Linked DNA regions of Homo sapiens: region 2 is linked to region 1. Evidence: chromatin loops called from intact Hi-C (ENCODE). Cell type or tissue: chondrocyte. All regions are shown on one strand. Each heading gives the region's core, and the rest is flanking DNA. Links, peaks and the distances in the headings are about the cores only.

The links. Peaks named below come from ENCODE experiments on the same cell type or tissue, not always from the same donor. Only the 100,000 strongest peaks of a DNase experiment are listed, where the experiment ranks them.
Region 2: it touches region 1 in a loop (4-fold over the local background); 3 of 110 quality-filtered maps call a loop at or near these places.

Annotation. Positions count from the first base shown.
Region 1 is chr22:44,442,918-44,454,439 of GRCh38, forward strand. It overlaps LINC01656 (long intergenic non-protein coding RNA 1656), which reads left to right and starts at 410. Exons shown (of 3, transcript NR_109966.1): 1 at 410-484; 2 at 725-874; 3 at 1,467-1,871. RefSeq lists enhancers at 1,010-1,739, 1,740-2,469, 5,087-5,750, 5,930-7,129, 6,598-6,737. In chondrocyte, for the core only: no CTCF peak of the experiment used is centred there; DNase peaks (open chromatin) are centred at 5,544 and 6,520.
Region 2 is chr22:44,569,231-44,580,752 of GRCh38, forward strand. LINC00207 (long intergenic non-protein coding RNA 207) reads left to right here and starts at 110. Exons shown (of 4, transcript NR_028411.1): 1 at 110-211; 2 at 1,270-1,358; 3 at 2,146-2,262; 4 at 2,809-3,219. RefSeq lists an enhancer at 4,983-5,522. In chondrocyte, for the core only: no CTCF peak of the experiment used is centred there; no DNase peak of the experiment used is centred there.

The DNA.
Region 1 (11,522 bases), core at 4,152-6,651:
AGTTGCAAAACTCAATTTATCTGAGAGCCGCACGTTCTGGTCCCTGAGCCACCAGGCACCTCCTCTCGCCAGCTCTGCTGTTGACAGCAAAGTGGCCGCCCTGAGTGGGGACCTGCCAGGGGCAGCTCGCATGTAATTCAGGGGCTTCTTTGAGGACGCCTGAGAAGTACATAGCATCTAAGACTGTGTTCTCGGTAATGAGGGTTTAGAGAAAAGCAATTCTGGAGCAGGCTCCAAGAAATTGAGATAATTTCGCTGGGAGATGAGAACTGAAACATGACCCTGCACTGTGTGGCCTCGGTCTGGAGGCAGGTGACAGGGTGACGTGACCACCCAGAGGGCCCTTAGATGACAGACAGGGCGAGGCGGCCTCCTTTGCCTGGGTGGCTGCAGGGTCAGGACCAGGACCACAAGGAGAAGGTGGGCCCAGCAAGCCCAGAGGACACAGCCACCAGGACTGTCACCCACTCCTGGGGAAGGGCGGGTAGGAAGGAAAGGGGTAGCTGAGGAGATACAAGAGGCAGAGGGCGGCAGGGAGTGAGAGGGAGGTGGTGGGAGCAGGGAGGGCAGGGGAAAGGGCCTCAGGCCAGTCCTGGAGGAAGGAACTCCCTTCCCCGGTGGTGGCCATGAAACTTCCCTTTAGAATCCTGCTGGGGAAACTGGCTCTCTGAACTATTTTTTTTGTCTGCGCTATTTTTTTTTTCTGTTCTTGGGGCTGTGGAAGGAAGGTGCTGTCTCCGGGGTTGTCAGAAAAGTCCAGAATCCTCCTGGAGTTGAAGTCTCTCTGCGGGGCCAGGATGGCGAGGAACTGGAACCCTGGAGCCTGTCATGTTACTCCAAGGCTGACTAGTCCCAGTCCCCAGTGAGAAGCAAGGTGGGCCTAGCTGTACCTGGAGCCAGACTCCTGTTCTGGGGAGGGGAACAGTCACCAGAAGGAGAAAGTGACAGAAATGCTCAGCTCAGCCCCCACCAGCCGCATGCATGTGTGGCCCCTCTCGGTCCTCCAGTACTGCACCCCTGCAAAGGGAGGCTGGTGGTGTCTGCGCACATACACGCACATATGCACACACACAGACACATGCACATATGTGCTCATGTGTGCACACACACTCACACACATGCATGTGTGTACATGCACATGCATGATTCTGTCGGCTGCTTTCCAAGCCCTGGTATTGTGAGTGCTTCCAGGCTTCCAGTAGTAGTCAGACAAACCGCTTTGTGAGCCTCCAATGAGATCCTGGGGGTGATGGGGCATCTTCATGGAGACTGGTGGGTGGCGGGTGCCCACTGCATGGAAGATTCCGGTCCTTCTCCTACTTTTTCTCCCCAGATTACTGGGAGGCTTAAACAAAGCCAGGCTAAGGGAACACGGCCCGCCCTTGGTGCACCTTAGTAATGTTATCCTCACTGCTAATGTAATGGCCCCCAAGTAAATGAAGAGGCTTCTGACGTCAACATTGCAGGAGAACCTGATACAGGCGGTGGCCCGGCTTGGAATGAGCAGAACAACCTAGACCCGTCTGGCTTTGGGAGTCAGAGGCTCGGCTTCAAATCCCAGCTCCACCTTGGTCACCTGCAGGACCCTGAGCCGTAGAGGATTAACCCAGTCGGCGTGCAGGGGGCGTGGCCTGTGCCTCACTGCAGGTACCCCTCCTGTCCCTCCCGCAGCACTGATGACAGGCCGGCTGTGCTGGGCACCGAGAATGCACCGGCCCTGCTCTCGCAGGGCCCACAGACCAGGGAGGGAGGAAGATCATAAATAAATGAAGTGAGCAAGGCACCGTGCATGTATTCTACCAGTGTCTACAGAGCCCATGCTCTGAGCCAGGCACTAGTCTAGTAAATAAACATCGCTAACGTGTTTCAGACACTTGCCTTATCCTCCAGCCTCAACCTCTGTTACCCATGAAGTCTCACAATAGGCCTAGGGGGTGGCCCTCTTGTAACCCCATCTTACAGGAGAGGAAACAGAGGCCCAGAGAGGCTAAGCTCCTTGCCATGCTGTTAGGCAGTGACGGAGCCTGCACCCATAATCGGTATGCTGCCTCCTGCTGGATGCTAGGGGGGTCTCCAGGGGCTGAAGCTCATGTGGTCCCTGCCTCCTGGAGCTCAGGCTAGTGGGGCCTGGAAGAAGAGGGGCAGGGCCCTTCCATCTGTTACAGTGAATTCCAGGTGGGTGAGATCAGGGAAGGCTTCCTGGAGGAGGTGATGTTTGAGCCGGGATCTGAAGGTCAGGAAGGAATTAACCAGGTTCAGAGGGAGAGAGAATCTACTCCTTCTACTCATGCTACCTATTCTTTGACACCCCCTCCAGGAAGCCCTCCTTGCCCTCTTCCAGACGGAGCTCCCACACTACAGCTGCACTATCTCTGTCTGTGCCCGAGTTCCCACCAGACTGTGGAACTCCCAAAAGGCAGTGCAGGGGGCTGGCTCCTCTGTGTCCCCAGCACCACCCAGCCCCGGGCACGGGAATCAGAGGCTGAGGGACGGCAGGCTGTGTGGGCTGAGGTGGGAGGGCGGCATAGCCGAGGGGCCCGTTTGTCACACTGGCTCCAGGTGCACAGGGTGAGACACTCAGGAACCCTGCTGCTCAGGAGAATTTTAGGCCAATGACCTGCCGGCCCCTGATTAGCCCCTGATGTTGCTCTGTGTCAGGCAGCGCGCCAGGCAGATGACCCCCTCTTTGACCCCAGGAGAGGCTGGAGTAAGCGTGTCTCCAGCCAGGACGTGCAAATGGCATGCAGTGGAGGAAGCCAGGGAGCATGAATTGCTGGGACCCAGCTGTCTGTTCTGGAAGAGGGCATTTTTCCCCCCTGCCCATGTTAACTTTATCCTTAGCTTGTACCCAGAACTCCACCGCTGTCTATCGGTTGGGCAGACAGAGGCTGCCTTGCCTGGCTGCCAACACGAAATGGCATTTTGCTCGAGGTGTTCCTCCTCCCTCGCCTTTCCCTGCCTCTAAATTCAGAGCAAAGGTAGCATGAGTCACGACTCATCGACACGGTGAGGGACAAGCATGCTCCGCCAGGGAGGGGCTTTGTGCGGTCTGAACCGGGGACTGCAGCAAACGATCGCGCAGCGGGGACTCAAGCCCCTGATGGTGCCAGAAAAATATAACAATAACAGAAATAAACACCAAACCCACAAAAGCTCAGTGCAGAAGGCCCAGAGTCCAAGAGCGCCCATGTACGCAGGCCGGCCAGCTGGGGGATCTTGGGCAAGATATCCTTGAGGATAAAGATATCCCTTTTTAACTTCAGTTTCTTCATCTGTAAAATGGACAGGATAATACTTATACCTACTTCATAGGATTATTGTGCTGACAAATAAGTGAGTATCATATGCCCAGCACCCACTAAGGTTCAGATGCAATAAATGGTAAGCCGTACTGCCATCATTCAGATGCTCATGAAAGCCTCTGTGTCTGTCACCAGCTAACCATGGTGACCTGAAATGAGCCTTGGAAACCTAGGATGGCAAGGAATGGGTCTAGTTTGTGCCCTGGTGTATTACCAAGACTTTCATAAATGGCATGGGAAAATTACCCCTGAAGATTTATGACCACAAGCCAGCCCTCAAACAAGTTCATAGGGACAATTGACACTTCCAGTTCTGTGTGCAAAAACCTCAGGCTGAGAATTTAGATGAAAATGGCTTTCTCTAGACTTCTCACAAACAAATGCAAATCCCCCTGGAGCAATTAAGGTGACATTCCAACCACAGGAGCATCTTACAGCTGAGAGTCACTAAACACACGAGGAAACAGGGCACCATGAGTAAGAACCAGCACAAACCTCACCTAGCTGAATCAGATCCACAGAGTCCCCAGATAGCAGAATTATCAGATGAGGAATGTAAAATAAGTCTGTTTACTACAATTAAAGACACAAAAAAGAGGAGAGTTCAAAATATGAGTTGGGAACAAGAGATTCTAAAAATGGACCAGGCATGGTGGCTCACGCCAGTAATCCCAGCACTTTGGAAAGCTGAGGCGGGAGGATCACTTGAGGCTAGCAGTTCAAGACCAGTCTGGACCACATGTCAAGACCTCATCTCCATAAAAAATTTCAAAATTAATAGGGCATAGTGGTGCTTGCCTGTAGTCCCAGTTGCCTGGGAGGCTGAGGTGGGAAGATTGCTTGAGCCCAGGAGTTTGAGGCTGCAGTGAGCCGTGATCACACCACATACTCCAGCCTGGGCAATGGAGCAAGACTCTGTTTCTAAAAAATAAATAAAATAAAATAACCAAGAAGATTTGAAATAGAATCAAATAGAATTTGTAGAAATTAATAAAATGGTCATTGTGTAAATTGGTGTGATTACTTTGAAAACAATTTGGCATTATCTAGTAAATGTGAAGATGAGCACTCGTAGTTAGTTCCCTTCAACATTTTTTTTTTTGTTTTCTTTTGAGATGGAGTCTCGAACTGTCGCTCGGGCTGGAGTACTGCAACCTCAGCCTCCTGGGTTCACACAATTCTCCTGCCTCAGCCTCCCTAGTAGCTGCGATTATAGGCGCACACCACCACACAGGGCTAATTTTTGTATTTTTAGTAGAGACGGGGTTTCACTATGTTGGCCAGACGGGTCTCAAACTCCTGACCTTGTGATCCACCCGCCTCAGCCTCCCAAAGTGCTGGGATTACAGGCGTGAGCCTCCGCGCCCGGCCCCTTCAACATTTTTTAGAGAATCTCCTGCCCATGTACACCAGGAGACACATCCCAGATGTTTCTGGGAGCACTGTTTGTAACAGTAAAACAAACACAATGAAACTTTTTTTTGTTTTTGAGATGGAGTCTCGCTCTGTCGCCCAGGCTGGAGTGCAGTGGCGCAATCTCGGCTCACTGCAAGCTCCACCTCCCGGGTTCACGCCATTCTCCTGCCTCAGCCTCCCCAGTAGCTGGGACTACAGGTGCCCGCCACCACACCTGGCTAAAGTTTTTGTATTTTTAGTAGAGACGGGGTTTCACTGTGTTAGCCAGGATGGTCTCGATCTCCTGACCTCGTGATCTGCCCACCTCGGCCTCCCAAAGTGCTGGGATTACAGGCATGAGCCACCGTGGCCAGCCACACTTTTTTAAAAAAAGAAAAGAAAAAAAAGAGGGAAGGGAAGGGAAGGGGAGGGGAGGGGAGGGGAGGGGAGGGGAGGGGAGGAAAAAGAAAAGAATGTTTTCACAGCAGAGGTGTCTAGTCCTGGGAGGGGCTGGTTTGCAAGGGAGTGAGCCCCCCCATCACTGGTGGGAAGGTGAGTTGAGACTGATGACTACTTGTGAGGACGCTGTGCTCTGAGGTCTCATTTGTGCTAAGGTTCCGATAGCTGGCCGGGTACAGGGTCCCTGTCTGATATAACTCCTGAGACCCTGGCTTTGGACCAGGCACAGGGGCCATGCTCCGTGGACATCTGAATGAATGAAAAAAATGAATGAACAAAGTGGTTGCAGGCACCGTACTTCACCGCCCATGCAGACAGCCCTGCCGTCCGGACTCCCAGGGAGCCCTGGCCTGCATTCTCGTCTCCCAGGCATTCTGACTCACACGTTCCCCAGGACATGGAGGGCGTCCAAGTCGTGTGGATGTGTGGCCCTGCAGACTGAGCTGGACTCCTTGAAGAAGAGGACACTGTTGCCCCTCCTCTGCACGCATGTGCCCTCCGCTCTGTTGGCTGGGGTGGAGATGGGGCATCCCCTCTCGGGGTAAGACAGGCCTGGGGGCTGTTGCTGCCAGAGCCACGTCTTTGGCTAATGATTCATACTCTCTGAGCCGAAATCTCATTATTTGCATAATGGAGAAAGGAATACCTCCCCAGAGGGCTGTTGTGGGAACCAGGTGCAATTTTATGGATAAGACAGTTCTATGTAAATGTCAAGGCTGGACCCAGCTGGGGAGTTATGAAGCCCTGCAGGATGGCAAAAGCTGTTTCAAAAAGGCTGCCACGTGTTATCCTACTTAATTCTCAGCACAGCCCAATAACCTAAGTAGGACTGTGATCCCCACGCTACAGAAGTGTAGAATGAGGTTCAAAGAGGTCAGGAACCCAAGCCACACAGGGGCGTGGGACAGCCTCCATACAAAGTCAGGCCAGAGCCTCGCAGGGACCCGTAGTACCGACTGTGTTTGAGGGTCAGCCCCGTGCTTTCTGTTGCTCCAGTCTACCCGCCCCCTGACCTGTCAGCAATGCCTCTGAGAGACGGTGGGCAGAAGGGCAGTCATCCATGGATCCCCGAGCCAGGGCCCTTGCACATGACCTCAGATGAGAGGCCGATGGTGCCAAGGCCTTCTGAGTCAGGCTTGGGTTCAAATTCCTGCTCCACCACTGGGTGATGAAGTACAGGACCTCCTTCCCGCGTGGTTAGAGGGCACTCCGCACCCTGTCCATCCTGGTAAGTCACTTACTTTGGCCAATGGAATCAAGTGAATGCCATGTGACCAAAGGCCTTAAGAGTGCCCTTGAGGTTTGCACTCCGGTGATCGGCCCCGAGATCGGCTGGAGCAGCCTGGGCCAGGAGCTGACCCAGACCCGTCCCTGTCGACCGCACACAGGCCGAGGTTGAGTCACCCGGGCAAAGCCAGTTGGGATCAGCGGAACCACAGTCAACCTGCAGACCCGGAAAAGGGGAAATCACATGCCTGCTGTGCGTGCTGCCCAGGCCTGGGGTGTCTGTGAAACTGGCTTAGTTTGGAAATTCCTGACTCATTCTCTGAACTGCTGATTCATTCTCTGAGCTTCGGCATCTTTGTCTATTAAATGCTCCCTCCTTTCAGGGTTCCTGGAGCATGATCCGAATCAACCATGCTTCCTTTGAAACCCCAGGGTCGCCTGCAGAACAGATCTGCTACATGGGTGCATGTAGCCCCCCCACGCTGGAGGCTCTTTCTCTGCATGTCTGTCTCCCCTGAGGGACCAGGCCGTGCTCAAGGCAGGGCTGGATGGGCCCACATCCCTGCCCAGTGCCTGGCCCAGAGCCTGGCTTGGAGAAGGCGCCCAGGAAATGTCAGGTCCTTGCCACCAATAACCCTGCCTTTTAGGGCATTGTGTGGGGTCCGTCCATTGTTGAATCTGGAAGAACCCCCGGTGCTGTGGGGCCATCCCTCCTCCCTGAGCATGCGGGCACAGGTGCCAGGGCTGCCCATGCTGCATGAGGATTACAGGAATCCTGAAAGCAAAGGCTCGGCTTTGGGGTGGCTGTGGAGGGTGTGGCTTTAGCAGACTGGGAATCCTTTACATCCCAAACCCAGGACGCAAGCAAGGCTGGGTGTTCATAGCCTCAGCACACTGGGGCCTGGTGTCACCCTCAGCCCGGCCATCTACAGAGTCAGAATGCACCAGCCAGGGCAGCAGACAGAGCAAAAAAGACCAGGAAAGAGCCCATAAACTGGGGGTAGCATCCGGACCGTGGAACCGGCCGCCACCAGCATGAGTGGAATGGTCACCAAGAGCTATGAGGTCCCAGGGGGACTGCCTGGTCTGTTTCATCCCCTGCACACATCGCACATCAGGAAACTGAAGCTCAGGAAGGGCATGGCATGGCACATGTGAAGCCTCGGCTCAGCCAGCGACAGACTAGATGGGACAGGATCCACCAGGCTCACCCACAGGTTGATCAGTGTGCAGGGTCTCAGAGTCCAGTCTGAGCAGCCTTAGCTGGGACTGTCCATGCCATCCTGTCCAGCGGCCCCTCCCAAGTCCTGGAGGGAAGGCCACCTGCTCTGAGGGTGGGGTCGGGATGGTGACGGTGAGTCACAGTTGCCACCAGGCCAAAGAGACAGCCTCTATGTGGCCTTTCCCAGGCTGCGGGATGACAGGAGCCATGCCCTGGTGGCAACCGCTCCATGTCTGCAAGCTTCGAGATCGCCGTGCAATTCCAATCTGGGAAGGCCCCTTATAAGGAATTCCATTCTGGAAAGTCGCCGCCAAGCCAATCACTGAATCAAAAGGAGGAAGTCAACCTCTTCGGGTGGATTAAACCAAAGAGACATCCTGGGTACCTGTTATATGCTGGACACTCTTCTAGACTTGCTATTTAAACATGGATTCTTATGAGACAGGCATGATTATCCCCATTTTACTGATGAGAAAACTGAGTCCCAAAGAGGTGAAATAACTTGCCCAGGACGAAGTAGTAATATGAAAATGGAGATCTGTCCTGATTGTTCATTCATTCATTCATTCAATATATTTTTGTGTCTGATCTATGCCAGACACTGTGCACCTGAAAGGCCTCGCCTGTACCCTCTGCACCTACTGCCCCCAGCCTGCAGGCTGCTTGTTCATGCCTTCACGGCATGTTTGCCAAGCGCTCTGTGTGCACCACAGTCCGGCAACCTGTGGGAGACCCTGAGCCAGGAAACCCTTCTGAGCCCCCAGATGCCTGACCCCAGAAACAGCGAGACCATGGATGCTATTGATTTAAGCTTAGGGGTGATTTGTTATACAGCAATAGGTGACTCATAACTGGCACACACAAGATTCAGGCTGGGGAGGTCATTCTTGACAGAGTAGGAGCATTGCCATCTTGGACGAGCACCTTGATCAAAAACTGCCTAAATCCAAAGGGCATCAGCCTAACGGCCAAGGTCAGCATGACCATAAACCAAAAATGACATCCCTTCCTTCCTTCCTTCCTTCTTTCCTTCCTTCCTTCTTTCCTTCTTTCCTTCTTTCTTTCCTTCTTTCTTTCTTGCTTGCTTGCTTCTCACTCTGTCGCCCATGCTAGAGTGCAGTGGCATGATCTCAGCTCACTGCAACCTCCACCTCCCGGGTTCAAGTGATTCTTCTGCCTCAGCCTCCTGAATAGCTGGAACTATAGGCACCTGCCACCACACCCAGCTAATTTTTTGTATTTTTAGTAAAGATGGCATTTCACCATATTGGCCAGGCTGGTCTTGAACTCCTGACCTCATGATCCACCTGCCTTGGCCTCCCAAAGTGCTGGGATTACAGGCGTGAGCCACCACGCCTGGCCTCCTCTTTCTTTAACTCTTACAATTCTTCCATTCCACCAAGCAGGAAGCCAAGCCAAGGGGAGTGGGGGGCACTCAGGACCCAGAGTCAAGCTGGGGGGTTGGCCTCTGATATGGTTTTGATGTGTGTCCCCTTCAAATCTCATGTTGGAATGTGATCCCCAGTGTTGGAGGTGGGGCCTGGTGGGAGGTGTGTAGGGCACAGGGGTGGGCCTCTCGTGAATGGCCTGGTGCCTTCCTCGCAGTAATGAGTGAGTTCTTGCTCTGAGTTCACACAGGTCTGGTTGTTTAAATGAGTGGGACCTCCCTCTCTATTGCTCACTCTCTCCATGTGATTCGCCGGCTCCTGCTTTGCCTTCCGCCATGATTGTAAGTTTCCTGAGGCCTCCCCAGAAGCAGATGCCGGCTCCATGCTGCTTGTACAGCCTACAGGACTGTGAGCCAAATAAACCTTTCTTCAGAAATCACCCAGTCTTGGGTATTCACATTCCTTTATAGCAATGCAAATGGCCTATTCCAGCCTCCTAGCTCTGTTCCTTCTGGCTCTGTAAGTGACTTTCCTCTGAGCTTTGTTTCCTCATCAAGAAAAATGGAGAGGCCTCTCCGTAGGGGTGTACAGGGGGTCAAGAGAGGTCTTGGGGGCTGAGCCTCAATGTGGGTCTGTGTGATGGGAAAGATTTTGCTTTCCGGTTGTTGTCCGGTTTGCTTTCTACAAATTTGTCAGCTGCAAGCTCTCTCCCTGAAGCTGCCTTTAATTGGGTTGAGAAGGCACGATTTGCCAGGTGAATGAGTTGAGAGGGTGGGTCGGGGGCAGCTCCCTGGTGCCTGCTGCACACTTGCACCTGGAACAAGTCTCTGGCACAGGATATATGGTCCTTCCCACCACTGGTTGGGTTGAAGGAGTCACAGAGAGAAGGGTGCCCCTGTCCACCCTGCAGTGCCCACGGCCGATACTGTTATGCCCCAGAACAGCCGGACCTACTCTTCCTTGTCTGCCCCATTCCAATTCATCAGGGCTCAGATAAGAGCTTATCAGATATTATGAAATCACTCATCCACACAGACCAGACAGAGGGGCTGCCTCAGAGAAGCAGAAGGTTCTAGGATAGAGGCCAAGCCCAAGACAAACAAGTTTTTAGGTGATGCTGGAGAAGAGAGCCCACCAGCACTGGGGAAGAAAGAACCAGGACTTCTGGTTCTCCTCTCACTCCAGGTGCACACTCCTTTGAAATCAGGGGTGACCCTATGACCTGCTCTGTCTGCAGAAGTGATGAGTCACCTCCAGGGAGAAGCATTAAGGACCACTCTGCCTACCCCTTTCCACTGTAACGGACAGGGTGGCCCCGCACTCCCGACTTGCTGCTCCGGGATGTTGGTGCTCCAGTCAGCTGGGGCAGCTGAGCCATCCCTGGGAGACTGTGGCTCTGGGGAATCACCTGCACCTGTCGTGGACTTTGCTTGGGCAGAAACACATGTTTGACTGAAGCCACTGGGACTTTGACAGTTTGTTCCTGCAGCATCGTTGAAATCAACCTGATCGATGCAAATATATTGTCAAGTTGAAATGCAGGTTTCAAAATGGCATTGATTCATCCATCAGTTATTCATTGGGCCCCCACCTTCCCACCCCATGTCTGCAATTTCCAATTCCAGATTTAGGGGAGGGGGCGTTTAGAGTCCAAATCCCTCCCCCAACACACACGTAGGAAAACGAATGTGGGGATAACAGGGCCGCACTGTGGCGATGGCGGTGAGGCAGGGAATGGCAGTCCTGGTATGCAGTAGGGCCTCGCTCAATCTCAGCTCCTTTCTGAACTTTTCCTGCCCACACACCTGTCCTCGGGCCTCATCCAGGTGTCAGGGACAAAAAGCATTTTAATAGGGCAGGTATTATCATGTGGGCCCAGGACAATTCCTCTATATTAAAATCACAACCCAAACCTCTGTGAAGGAGACTCAGGCTATGTCAGGGCAAGTGGCCATGCCTGGGGACCACAGCATCACTGCACTGCAAGCTCCGGATTCCCACAGCCTGTGAGCTCCCCATGTGACCACCACAGCACAGGCTCGGCTAATTGGGTCCATGTGATGGGAAAGATCCCATGTGACCACCAGAGCACAGTTGGTCTATGTGATGGGAAAGATTTTGCCTTCCGGTTGCGTCCAGTTTGCTTTCTGCACATTTATCAGCTCCGAGCTCGCTCCCTAGAGCCACCTTTAATTGGGTTGAGAAGGTAACATGCGGAGCCGGCTGCATGTTGGCAAAAGCGCTTCTGCTGGCCTTGGATGGGAGGCTGGGGAGTCTAGACTGTCCCTTCATGGGGGCACGTGTGTTGCTGTACCATGATACTCGGGTGTGTGGATGCCCTTCAGGGTCCCCTCGATTCCGGGACCTGAGGGTTTGTGTGTCCAACTCCTTACTGAGGAGCCACAGCTCAGGGAGGGCAGGGGAAGGCAGAGGGTGCTGCCCATCCACGACAGCAATGGGGCTGCCCCTTAGAACCTTGCTGAAGTGGCCTGAGCCCTGTCACCCTTGCTATGGGACATCCAGTGTCCT
Region 2 (11,522 bases), core at 4,284-6,783, 130 kb after region 1:
TATAGAAGAGTATGTGCTGTGTGATGTCATCTATATGAACTTCTAGAACAGACAGGGCTCCTCTATGCTGATAGAAATCGGAACAGCACGGCCTGCAGGGGATGGGGAGGACAGGCGATGGAGACGGGGATCAGATGGGAGGGTGACCTGGTGAGAGATTTTCCAGCTGGCAGAAATGTCCTCTACCTTGAGGGAGGCGTGTGACATGGGAGTAAGTTTGCCAAAATTCATCAAACTGTGCTAAGATCTGTGCACTTCACTGAATATAAACGTCATTTAAATGTCTACTTCATTTAAAAAACAAAGAAGCTGATTGGAAGTGCTGAGCCCTTGGGTAGCGTTTTCTGACTGCGGTCTCCACTGCAGGTGATCTGGCGGATTGCTTCCCCGGGGGGTCACTGGGGGTCAGAGTGTGAGGATTTCCACTAGGAAGGTCAGTGGAACTGACCCCAACCAAAATGATCCCCCAGCTCCCCCCTGCTGCACGTGAGGCCTGGCTGCCGGTTTTCCGGGGGCTGCAAGGAGAAAGAGGCGGGGGTCTCCAATACTCAGTACATGCCCTGCTTTTGGAGTGGCATCCCCCAGTCCAGAGGCCTCTGCCAGACCCTTTCTTGATAATAAATCTTGGGGTTTCTGCCAGGCTCAGGGAGGGGCAATCTCCCAGTTGTGTAAGCAGTGGGAGTGGATAGCTGTCTCTGTCTCTGTCCCTCCCGTGAGAGGAAGACTAACTGCTGTTGTTTGAAACAATCCTCCTTCACTCCCCTCCAGAAATATCTGGCATCTCCATCCTCCCAGCCCATTGTTGCTTCTCATCTTTGCATGCTGCTGGCCGGCCATGTTTCAGCTTCTCAAGCTCACCTAGTGGGTTACGGCTCATCCACCAGGTTTCCAGTCTCCAAAATGTTGGTGCTTGGGCCTCCTCCCCTTTTCTCTTTCTGCTTGAGGGTAATGTCCGTAAAGTGATCTTTACCATCATTTTAGTGAGGGTTCAAGAAGAGGCAAATGTACATGTGTGCATCTGTGCCACCATCTTTGTCAGAAAGTCCAGTCTTTGCACCTTTTATCCTCATGGTTGCAATGTGGCTGCTCCTGCTCTGGGCATCAGATCCACATTCCAGGCAGGAAGAAGGGTGTGTGCCCCTGAGACCATCCCCTTTTATGGGAAATTAAACTGGCAGACTTCCTCTTATGTCCATGGCCACTCCTAGCTGCAAGGGAACCTGGTAACACCTATTTTTAAGGGGGCAAACTTTCACTCCAACAAAACAGGTTCTGTTTAAAGAGGAGAATGGATGGTTACACATCCTGCTTGGGATCCAATCACTGAACCAGAGGGGAACACCGTGCATGATGGGCTGGTAAGGCGTGGGGGTCAGTACAGCATGACACAGAAGGTGAGCTGGCTCCTTGAGGGAAAAACAAAGTGCTGGCCCCAGAGGCAAGGAAGGGTTGCTGGCGGGCAGAGAGGACGCTGTCCGGAGCCCACAGTAGATTCTCCTTGATCATTCACTCCCAGTTCCCTTCCTGCTCCTAGTTCAGTCCCTGACTCCTCTTCTCAGTGCTGTCACTGTCCCTGTCCTGGGACCAGGGTAGGGGATGGGAGGAGAGGTCTGCACGTTGCTGAGCCTTGTGGAAAGGTGACCGTGGACCTCTGGGAGGATGATCTCATCACTTTCTGAAGGAGGCGTCGAGCTGAGATGCTAACAATAGCCAAGCACGATGCCGGCCTGATTGGAGAGGCTAAAAAAAGCAGCTCATTCCAAAGCCTCATCAGGGAAGAAAAGGGCCACGAAGGCAGGTTTGCAGGGCTTTAGGGAGGAGGGGGAGAGGGATGCAGAGGGATGAACTGAGTGGCCTGAGTCTCAGCACAGCTGTGGCCATGGGCTGCCTCCATGTCCAGGAACACCAGGTCTGCCATGCACCACCCACCTGCCCCCATGTTTGCACAGGGCACCGGGGAAGACCTTCAGCCCTACTGGGCTACCCCTTGAGTACCCTCTCCTCCCACATTGGAAGGTCTTCTGCTTCCTGGAGCTTGGCCTGCCTCGGGAGGAGGAGAAAATGGTCCATGTCCCCAGAGAGCCCATGATGTGCCGGCCTAGGTGAGCACTCTTCGCACCTCATGCCATGGAACTTTTGCCACAGCCCTACCCACTTTACGGATGAGGAAATGGAGGCTCGGGAGATGAAGCTGGCAGACTTCCTCTGGAACTTCCTCTGGACATCTGGAGGGACGTCCTGTCAGCAGAGCAGGCTGGACTGGTGAGTTTCCTGCTGCTGGGAGTCCTGGCTAATGTGTTCAGCCCCCACTGACCTCTCTGTGCCCTTGATGTTTTTGAGCCTCATGGTCTGCCTCCCACCAACATCTTCTGTCTCCTCCCCCATGCCCCAGTGGCAGCTGGTGTAGAGGGTGGCAAATGACAACCTCAAGGCCAGAGAGGACCATAACATGCCCACAGCCACACAGCCAGTAACAGGCAGAACTAGGGCTGGAACCCACATCGCCTGCCTTCTGGCTTCTTCCTTACACCATAGCACAGCAGAGACAGCATCAGAGGCGAGGCTGGACAGGCCAGCTAAAGGAGGGTGCTCGGACCCTGCCCCATGGCCAGCAGCACCATGCCTAGCTTTCCGCCATAAGCCTAGAGAGAAATAACGAGGCCCGAACTTATCTGCACTGAAAAGGCAAAGTTACAAATAAAGAACGGCTTCAAGCCCGATGATTGGAAACTTAGCTGCGTTGCCATCTGTCGCAAATGCCACCGCGTTCTTCGTAACCCCCGATGACAATTTCCTCTTCATTTTCAGCTTCACAAAGAGGATGCAGCCCCACCTCCCAGCGGGAGTCAGTTCTGCTCTGAGACGTGAGGCTCAGAATCAGATGAAGACTCCTGCTGCTGCATCTTGAAGATAATGATGCTGTTGCTCCCGGCTGGAACCACAGCAGTGGCGATGAGTGAACAGCCAGCAGAGTGGAGCGGCCACACTGATACAGGTGAGGCTCCAGCACTGCCGCAGCCCAGGGCCAGGCAAAACCGCCTTCCTATCCCCCGGGAGCCGAGGCCTCCGAGATCGGCGCTGGGAGGTCGCACAGTGCAGGCAAATCACACGGACCTCAGAGCAGGGTCCCTGGCCGTGAAAACTCAAAAGACACAGTCTTTAAAATAAGGACAGAAAACTGTATTTAGTGCCACAATAAAGCTGTGTCACAAACTACCCAAAACTTGGAAGCTTCAAATAAGTGTTTATTTGACTCACAGTTCAGCAGTTTCAGCTGGGCTCTGTGGCGCGATTCTTCTGGTCTTGGCGGGGCTCACCCACGTGTCTGGTGGGCGGCTAGCTGCTGGCAATGAGCCTGAGTGCTCCTCACCCTCCCAGGCTGAGCTGGGTGTGTCCTCGTGGCAATGGCAGAGGTGCAGGAGAGCAAGCAGAGGGTACACAGCCCCCCGAGACTCAGCTCAAGGTGGGCCACAGCCACTTCCGCTTTGTCCTGTTGACCAACATGGATCACAGGGCCAAGCCCAGAGTGAGAGGTGGGCAGGCCAACCCAGCCCCGGTGAAACGGGCAGCTCCAAAGAAGGTGGGAGAGTGGGGCCATCAGTGTGACCTAGCGCCAATGCCTGTCCCCAGGGCTATAATCTGGAGGATTAAGTGAATGAAGGGTCATGAAAACACCTTATGAACAAGTGCAGAGGTCTCCCACATCCAGTCACCAGTGGAGGCTGCCTTGGTGAGTCCAGGTGCCATCTCTGCACCGCGTCCCAGCCTTCAGCCTCTGGCCCTCTGGGCCGGCCTTCTCAGAAGAGTCAGCTTGCTCATGCTGAAGCACAATTCTGATCATGCCACTTCCCTGCTTTAAGCTCACCCACAGCTCCCCACTGCCCTCTGGGCCTCTCTGATTCATCCTGGGCTTGCCTCTTGGGCCTCAATGTCCCCTTTTATCCCCTGCCTCAGGGCAACACCAACAGAATGGGACCTATGCTCTCTCCTGACCATGGACCTTTGCACAGGCAGCTCCCTTGGCCTGGAATTTTTGCCTCTTATTATTTCTTTCTCTTTTTTTTTTTTTTTTTTTTTTTTGAGGTGGAGTCTTGCTCTGTCACCAAGGCTGGAGTGCAGTGGTGCCATCTCAGCTCACTGCAACCTCCGCCTCCTGGGTTCAAGTGAGTCTCCTGCCTCAGCCTCCTGAGTAGCTGGGATTACAGGCGCCCGCCACCACACCTGGCTAGTTTTTGTATTTTTAGTAGACACGGGGTTTCACCATGTTGGCCAGGCTGGTCTTGAACTCCTGACCTCAGGTGATCTACTCACCTCAGTCTCCCAAAGTGCTGGGATGATAGGCGTGAGCCACCAGGCCCGGCCTGCCTCCTATTATTTCTGCACCCATCACTCAGGCCCCTGCAGCCTTCCTTGACCCTCCATCCAGGGTCAGGTGCCTCCTCTTGGCTTCCACCACCCAGGGGCTTCTCCGTGTCCACCACAGGCCACACTGTGGAACTGCTTACCCTGTCTCTGGAATGCCAGAACATTGTCAGATCCATCTTCAAGCTCCCATTGCCCTGCACAGGGCCTGGCACACAGTTGGTGCCTAATAAATGTTCCCTCCACCTTACCCTATCTGATCTTTGGAGCGCTGGGTGAGGGCAGCATCATGAGGTTGAGAAGCAGGAGAAGGCTTAAAGATGGGCTGATTTATAGATGGGGAAACTGAGGCCCAGAGAAGGAGAGGAGCTTACCTAGGGATACAGAGAAAAGTTATTCATTCATTCATTCACTCAACAAATTTTTATTACACACCTACTGTTTGCTGGGGAACATAGAAAATACAGAAACCCCTGCCCTTGTGAAGCCCACAGTCATCAAATAAGTCAAGAAAAAAGCAAATATAAAATTGCAATTGAGACGTGCTACAAAGAGAATTACTCAGAGCTGGGAAAGCCTTCCTGGCAGAGATTGCCAAGAGCCTGCCCAGTGCCCCTCCTTCCCTCTCCTTAGAAACTGACTCTGCCAACCGGGTGAGGTGACTCATGCCCGTAATCCCAGCACTTTGGGAGGCCAAAGCGGGTGGATCACCCAAGGTCAGGAGTTCAAGGCCACCCTGGCCAACATGGCAAAATCCCGCCTCTACTAAAAATACAAAAAAATTAGCCATGCATGCTGGTACAAGCCTGTAACCCCAGCTACTTGAGAAGCTAAGGCAGGAGAATCCCTTGAACCTGGGAGGCAGAGGTTGCAGTGAGCCGAGATCACTGGGGGTGGGGAGGAAGAAGAGGAGGAGGATGAAGGAGGAGAAAGAGAAGGAGGGAGAGGAGGACCGGTAGCTGAATGGCATGAAGATGACACCACTGCAGGATGGGCCCCAAGGACCACGCCACAGCGGGGGCAGCCGTCATATTGGTGGGCTTCCTGATGGATGGTTCATGTGGGATGGGATTGTTATGGTGATAGGGCAGGCTGCTGAGCCGGAAGGGGCTTGTGAAGGGAACTGCAAATCGGAAGAGGACGGAGCCCACGGTGGGAGCTGGGTTGAGACACCCATCCTGCCCTCCAGGTCCACAGTGCCCTCCCCAGCCCCTGGGACGTGTAGGGTGCCCCCGCCATAGCGCGACTGCCCATCCCCAGAACTGGGAGAGCCGAGAAGCCCTCTCCCCAAGACAGAGCCCTGCGGTCCCCAGCCACAGGCCCTAGGGAGTTCCAAAAGCCTCCCAGGCAATTTACCAGAGCATGTAGCCAGCTAATAAGGTGACTGGATCCTTTGTTCAAAAGTTATCTTTAGACAAGAGCATTTATCAAGTTTAATTAACGTGTCACGGGCTGCAGTGTGAGCGATGGCTCTGAAAGCAGCCCTGATAATACTAATTTTTCTACATTAATGCCAACTCGGCACTGAGTCCCAAGCAGGAAATAGACCGTCAATGCTAACACCACCGAAAAAATAGAGATTTCCCTCCCTAAATCAAATTAAATGTGTTGTGGATGCCTGAGTGGTGTGTGGGAGGCTAAGGTGGGGAGCCTGGGAGGCTCTGGCTGAGAAGCCAGGGTGCGTTGTAAGCTGCCCTGCATCCTGTGGGCTGGGCACCTCCCACCTAGGTCCCACCTGGAGTGGAATCTTTGAGGCAGGTTGGTGTCCTTTCCCCAATTTTACAGAAATAGATGCTGGGGTTCAGGGAGGCCCTGTGAGTCATCCAGGCCACACGGTTTTATAGAGTCTGGCACCAAGATCTGTTCTTCCTCCATCTCACGAGACCCCCAGGCACATGTAACTGCTCAGTCAGTAAACGCTCGCCCAGCACTTACTGTGAGCAGGCACGATTCTAGGTGCCCAGCACCCAGCAGCAGGCAGAGCAGACAAGAGCAACTTCTCCTGGAGCCAATGTGCTGCTGGGACACAGAGGAGGAGGAGGATGACAAGGAGAAGGGGGATGGGAGAAGGAAGAGGAGGAGGAGAAGAAGAAAGAAGGGAGGAGGAGGAAGAAGAGAGAAGCAGAGGAGGGAAAGGAGGAAGAGGAAGAGGGAAAGGAGGAAGAGGAAGAAGGGAAGGAGGAAGGGGAAAGAAGAGGAGGAGGGGGAGGAGAAAGAGGAGAAAGAAGGAGAGGAAGAGAGGGAGGAGAAAGGGAGAAAGAGGAGGAGGAGGGAGGAAGAGGAACAAGAAGGGAGGAGGAGAAAGAGGAAGAAGAGGAAGAAAAGAGGGAGGAGAGGGAAGAAGAGGAGGAGGAGAAAGAAGGGGAGGAAGAGAAGGAGGAGAAGGGGAGAAAGAGGAGGAGGAGGGAGGAAGAAGGAAGGAGGAAGAGGAGGAGGGGGAAAAAGAGGAGGAGGGAGGAGGAAGAGGAGGAAAGGGAGGAAGAGGAGGAGGAGGAAGAGGAGGAGGGAGGAGGTAGAGGAGGAGGGAGGAGGAAGAGGAAGGAGGAGGAGTAAGAGAAAGAAGGAGGAGAAAGAGAAGGAGGCGGAAGGAAGAGGAAGGAGGAGGAAGAGGAGGAGGCAGAGAAGAAAATTAAGTACTGCACCTGCACGTGTTGCCATGTGCTAAGAAGAGATTAGAACAGGATAACGGTCAGGAGAGATGTGAAGTGCTGAGAGGCCACGGGAGATGGGGTGGCCAGGGAAAGCCCTACAAGGAAGTGGCATTTGGGAAGATGCCCAAATTAGAAGGAGTGGGCACAAGAGTAACTGGATCAATGGCATCACAGGCAGAGGGGACAGCAGGTGCCAAGGCCCTGAGGCAGAAGTGAGCTTGGTGCACTGGATGGACGCCAGGAAGCCACCGTGGCTGGAGCAGAGAGGAGAGAGTCGGTCCCCAGCCCTGGGAAAGGGGAGGCTGTGATGGCACTGGCCTGTGCAGTCAGGGTCCTGTGTGGCCAGGTGTGTGGGAGGAACAGCTCCTCACTGGCCTTGCAGGCATCTGAGGCTCAGCAGGATGCCTGCTTTGGATGAGCAGGGCCATTTTGCCAAGCCCTGAGCAGAAGCGTGTGGGCAGCCAGCTGGGATGGAGACTGAGGGAGCTGTGGGGCAGCCAGGTGCCCGTGTGGCCCAGCTGTGGTCTGCTAGAAAGGAGTGCAAAGCTGGGGGGATCCTCTCTCACTGGGGGTGCAGTCTAGGCCCTAGAAACCCTGAGGCACCAGCCTGAAGACAGAAAATGGGCCAGAACCACTCAGTGAGGTTGTCCAGAACTGAGACCACTTTCCCTGCAGAGCATGTGGGGACCGAACAGGCGATCTCAGAGGGAGCCTGGTCCTCATAGAGGTGGGGAAAATGGGCACCGGATCACACCACGGCACAGAGGGTGGAGCAGCCCAACCTAGCCTGGGATCCTGCTTCCATGGACCAGCCGTGTGACCCTGAGCAAGTCCCTTCCCACCTCTGTGCTTCCACGATCTCATCTACGGAAGGGCGAGGAAATCTCGGACTCTTGGATTTGTTGTAAGGAATTGACAACCTCAGACAGGGGAGGTGCCCAGCCCTGCACTTGTCCCAGAGCCCTTGGAAAGTGGAGGCCATTGTCATTAGCACACAGAACCCTTGGGGAGACCAGCAAATAACTAAACAGTAGCAGGCGCGTCCATTTCCTCTGCTGGGTCCTGGGAATAACTCCAGGCCGGTTGAAGGTAAGATCCCAGAGGCATGCTACACAGGGGCAGACTTCAGCTCAGTAGGGACTGAGGGACCCCATGAGGGGCTTACTGCCTGTGTGGAGGTGAGCTCCCCGTCACAGGAGGATGCCAGCAGGGCAGGAGTGGGCTGCCTGCATTAGCTGAGTTCACGCAGAATGGCCTCTGCACTCCCTGACTCAGGTCCCAGGACTGGAACGCCCTCTAGTCCTCCAGCCCCTGCCCATTAGCGTTAACTGTGGTCAGGGCCACCTCACCCCAAGGTCGCGGCACATTCAAACCCGGCCCTTCTGTCTGCCTCCCTGGTATGGCGTGGAGCTCCGGCCCCCACTCTCCCTGCACCTCCGTCGCTACCCATGTGTCTCATGTCCTGAGATGCTCTCCTTGTTCTGAAGAAGCCTTTCTCTCATGCTGGCCCCTGTCCCCATCCCTTCAAACCCTCAAAATCCCCAGTCGGGGCTACTATGCCATAGACCAAGGCTGAGCTTGGCAGAGGGAACTAGTGGCTGGCACGGCCTAGACCAGAAGGAGCTGGAACCGCAAGCCACGGCGCCCACCAGCCAGCATGCACCATTCCCCGTGGGGACTTTACAGCTGGGCTCCCCCCATTCCTGGCTCTTCTCCCCGCCCACTGCTGATGCGCAGTGCTCGGAGCATGAACTTGATTGGGGCCTGAAGTGCAAGTCTGAAGCTCCGCAGAAACCGCTGCGCCTGGCTCCCCACTCTCGCTGGCATCTACGCCTTCCCTTCCCAGCTTTGGGTAGTGACGCTGGGGCTCCACAGGAGTTACAAAATCTTCAGAGTCCCTGTGTATGGTGGGTTCGGGCACATGCCCCTCCCCCCCACTCAGTGCCCCTCCCTCCTGGGTCCCGGCTCCCAGCAGAGACCCCTCTGTAGGTCTCAGGTGTCACCTGCCCCTGCATGTACAGACAGGCTCCAGGAAGGCCAGGTCACAGCCTGCGGCACACCAGGAGCATTGAACAGGGAGCTGGGAGCAGGTGCTGTCCTAGCACCTCTACAGCTTTGCAGGCACTTTGGGCAAGTTGCTGTCCCCCTCTAGTCCTCAGTTTCTTCATCTGTAGAATGAGGAGTGAGAGGAAACACCCTGGGCCCTGGATTCTCCAGGTCTCAGCATTTCTAAGTAATTGTCCTGGGCCAGCTCTTCCTAAGCCCTGGGTCAAACCTTAGGGAGCAGAGGAGACATGAGCTGATGTTTTCATCCAGCCACCTGCTTGCAAGGGGCAGCAGAGAAGGCTTTGTTCTTCAGGTGTGGGGCCCGAATCAAGGAAGAAATGAAGAAGCGAATCCTTCCTCGAGGGCATAACTCCCCGCCCTGAAGCCTGGAGTCATCCCTAACACTCCCTGGGGCATCCAGCCTGGGGATTCCTGGGAGGTTTCCTGTGGCCTCCTGGGCTCTCTCTGTCCCTTCCTCATCTCCCTGATACTCAGCTGGTCTCCGTCCCTCTGGGAAATTGATAACAAGAGCGCCTCCCCTTTCCTTTACCTGAAGGTACCGCCTAACGGCTTATGATGTCAACAGGGCTGTGCGATCCCCTGACAAATCCCTGCCCAATCTCATTTGTAGTCTTCACCACAGTGCATGCTGGACAATTTTGGCTCGGAGGCAGGAGAAGATGCTCACACAATCATGTCCAGCTAAGACCCCATGACCTTGGGCCTGGGCACTGCAGAGCCCCTCATTGGACTCTAGTTGCTCCCTCCAATCTCTCCTCTGAACTACAGCCCCCAGCCACCTGGCATCCTCCAAGGGCACCTCACTGCCCATGGGAAGCTCTCTCTCCCTACTTCACCAGTCAGAATTGGTCTAGCTACATAACACAAAAACCTGAAATAAGAGAAGCTTAAATGAAATAGAAGCTCATTCCCCATCCTTAAAAACTCAGAGGTGGGCCTTTCAGAAGTGGAGTGATGGCTGGTCCTTTATCCAGAATGCTGGCATTGCTATGTCTGCATCACCATTCTCAACACAAGGCTTCCGTCCTCAAAGTCGTCTCATGATCCAGGACGGCTGCTGGAGCTCCAGCCATCACATTCTCCTTGCAGATTGGAAGGAAGAGGAAAAGCAGACAGTTAACAAGGGCCACTCCCCAAGGGGAGCCAGTTCCCCTTAAGCATCAAGTCTGCTTATCTTCTTAGCCAAAACTTCATTCTGAGGCCACATCTGTCTGTAAGGAGGGCTGGCAAAGGCAATGCTTTGTTCCCAAAGCCGTGTGCCTATCAAAAGCTCCAGGCCTGTTTGACCCCTGAAGAATGGGAGAGTGGGTCCTGGAGGGACATCTGGCAACCTCAGCCACATCACCCTGCAGAACAAGGTTCCTGTCCCACCTCCTCCAGGAAGCCCTGGAGGCTCAGAAGAGGGTTAAGGTGAGAAGTCAAATGTGTTTGGGGGTCTCTGAACTGGAAAAGGGGGACCCACATGATAAAAGTGGGTCCCAAACTTTGGCACACATCAGAATCCCCTAGAGGACTTGCCAAGACACAGATTGCCCACCCCACCCTGAATTCATCGGGTCTGTGGTGAGGCCCTAAAATGTGCATTTCTAGCAAATTTCCAGCTGATGCAGGCTAGCTCAGGAATCCCACTTTGAGAACCACCAGGGTAACAAGAAAGGGCAGCCTAGCAGGAAGGATGTGGACACTGGGATTTTCCTATTGTTATTTGTAAAACACAGACAGACCGCACTTCACAGTTTGTGAGATAATTTTACGTCTCGTCTCACCTCTCCGCCACCCTGTTCGTATTATTTTTCATTTTATATTTGCCCAAGAATATCACATGGCTTGCCCCAGGTCTTGTGGCTTGCTCAGCAAGTAGTTGGAATCGAATCGAATCCAGACCTTGTACCTTTTCCCATTCGTCTTAACTCCTCTCTTTATTCAGCCCACACTTCTGCCACTTTTCCTAAGTACCTACTCTGTGCTGGGCCCTGGCTCACACATCACATACATTGTTCCATGTGACCCCCGTACCCAACCGCCCCAGTGGCCTGTCCCATTATCTTTTTTTACAGGAGAGGAAGCTGAGGCTGGGGCCAGGCATGCCGGAGTCAGGATTTGAACCCACATCATTCAGTCCCGATCCCCAGGTCACCCTGAGCACCTCTCTTCCTCCCGAAGGCACTGGAGAGCAGAAGCCCTTGGAAGCCATCAGAGTCCATGGAGCTATGGGGCAGGTGGTAGAGGGAAGAGACCCCGGGGGGTAATTGGGTCCCTTGAGCCTCTGCATGGCCCAGCCGTGCCTTCCCAGTGCAGAAGGCTTTGTTCAAGGTCCTCTTCAAACAGTCTTTTCAACCACCCACTTCCCCCGTTTTTAGCTTGCTTCACCCAGGTCTTTGAGTTAATTATTCCCAGACAGAAAATTACTTCTAACGCTCAGAACAAGTAATTTCGGATGGC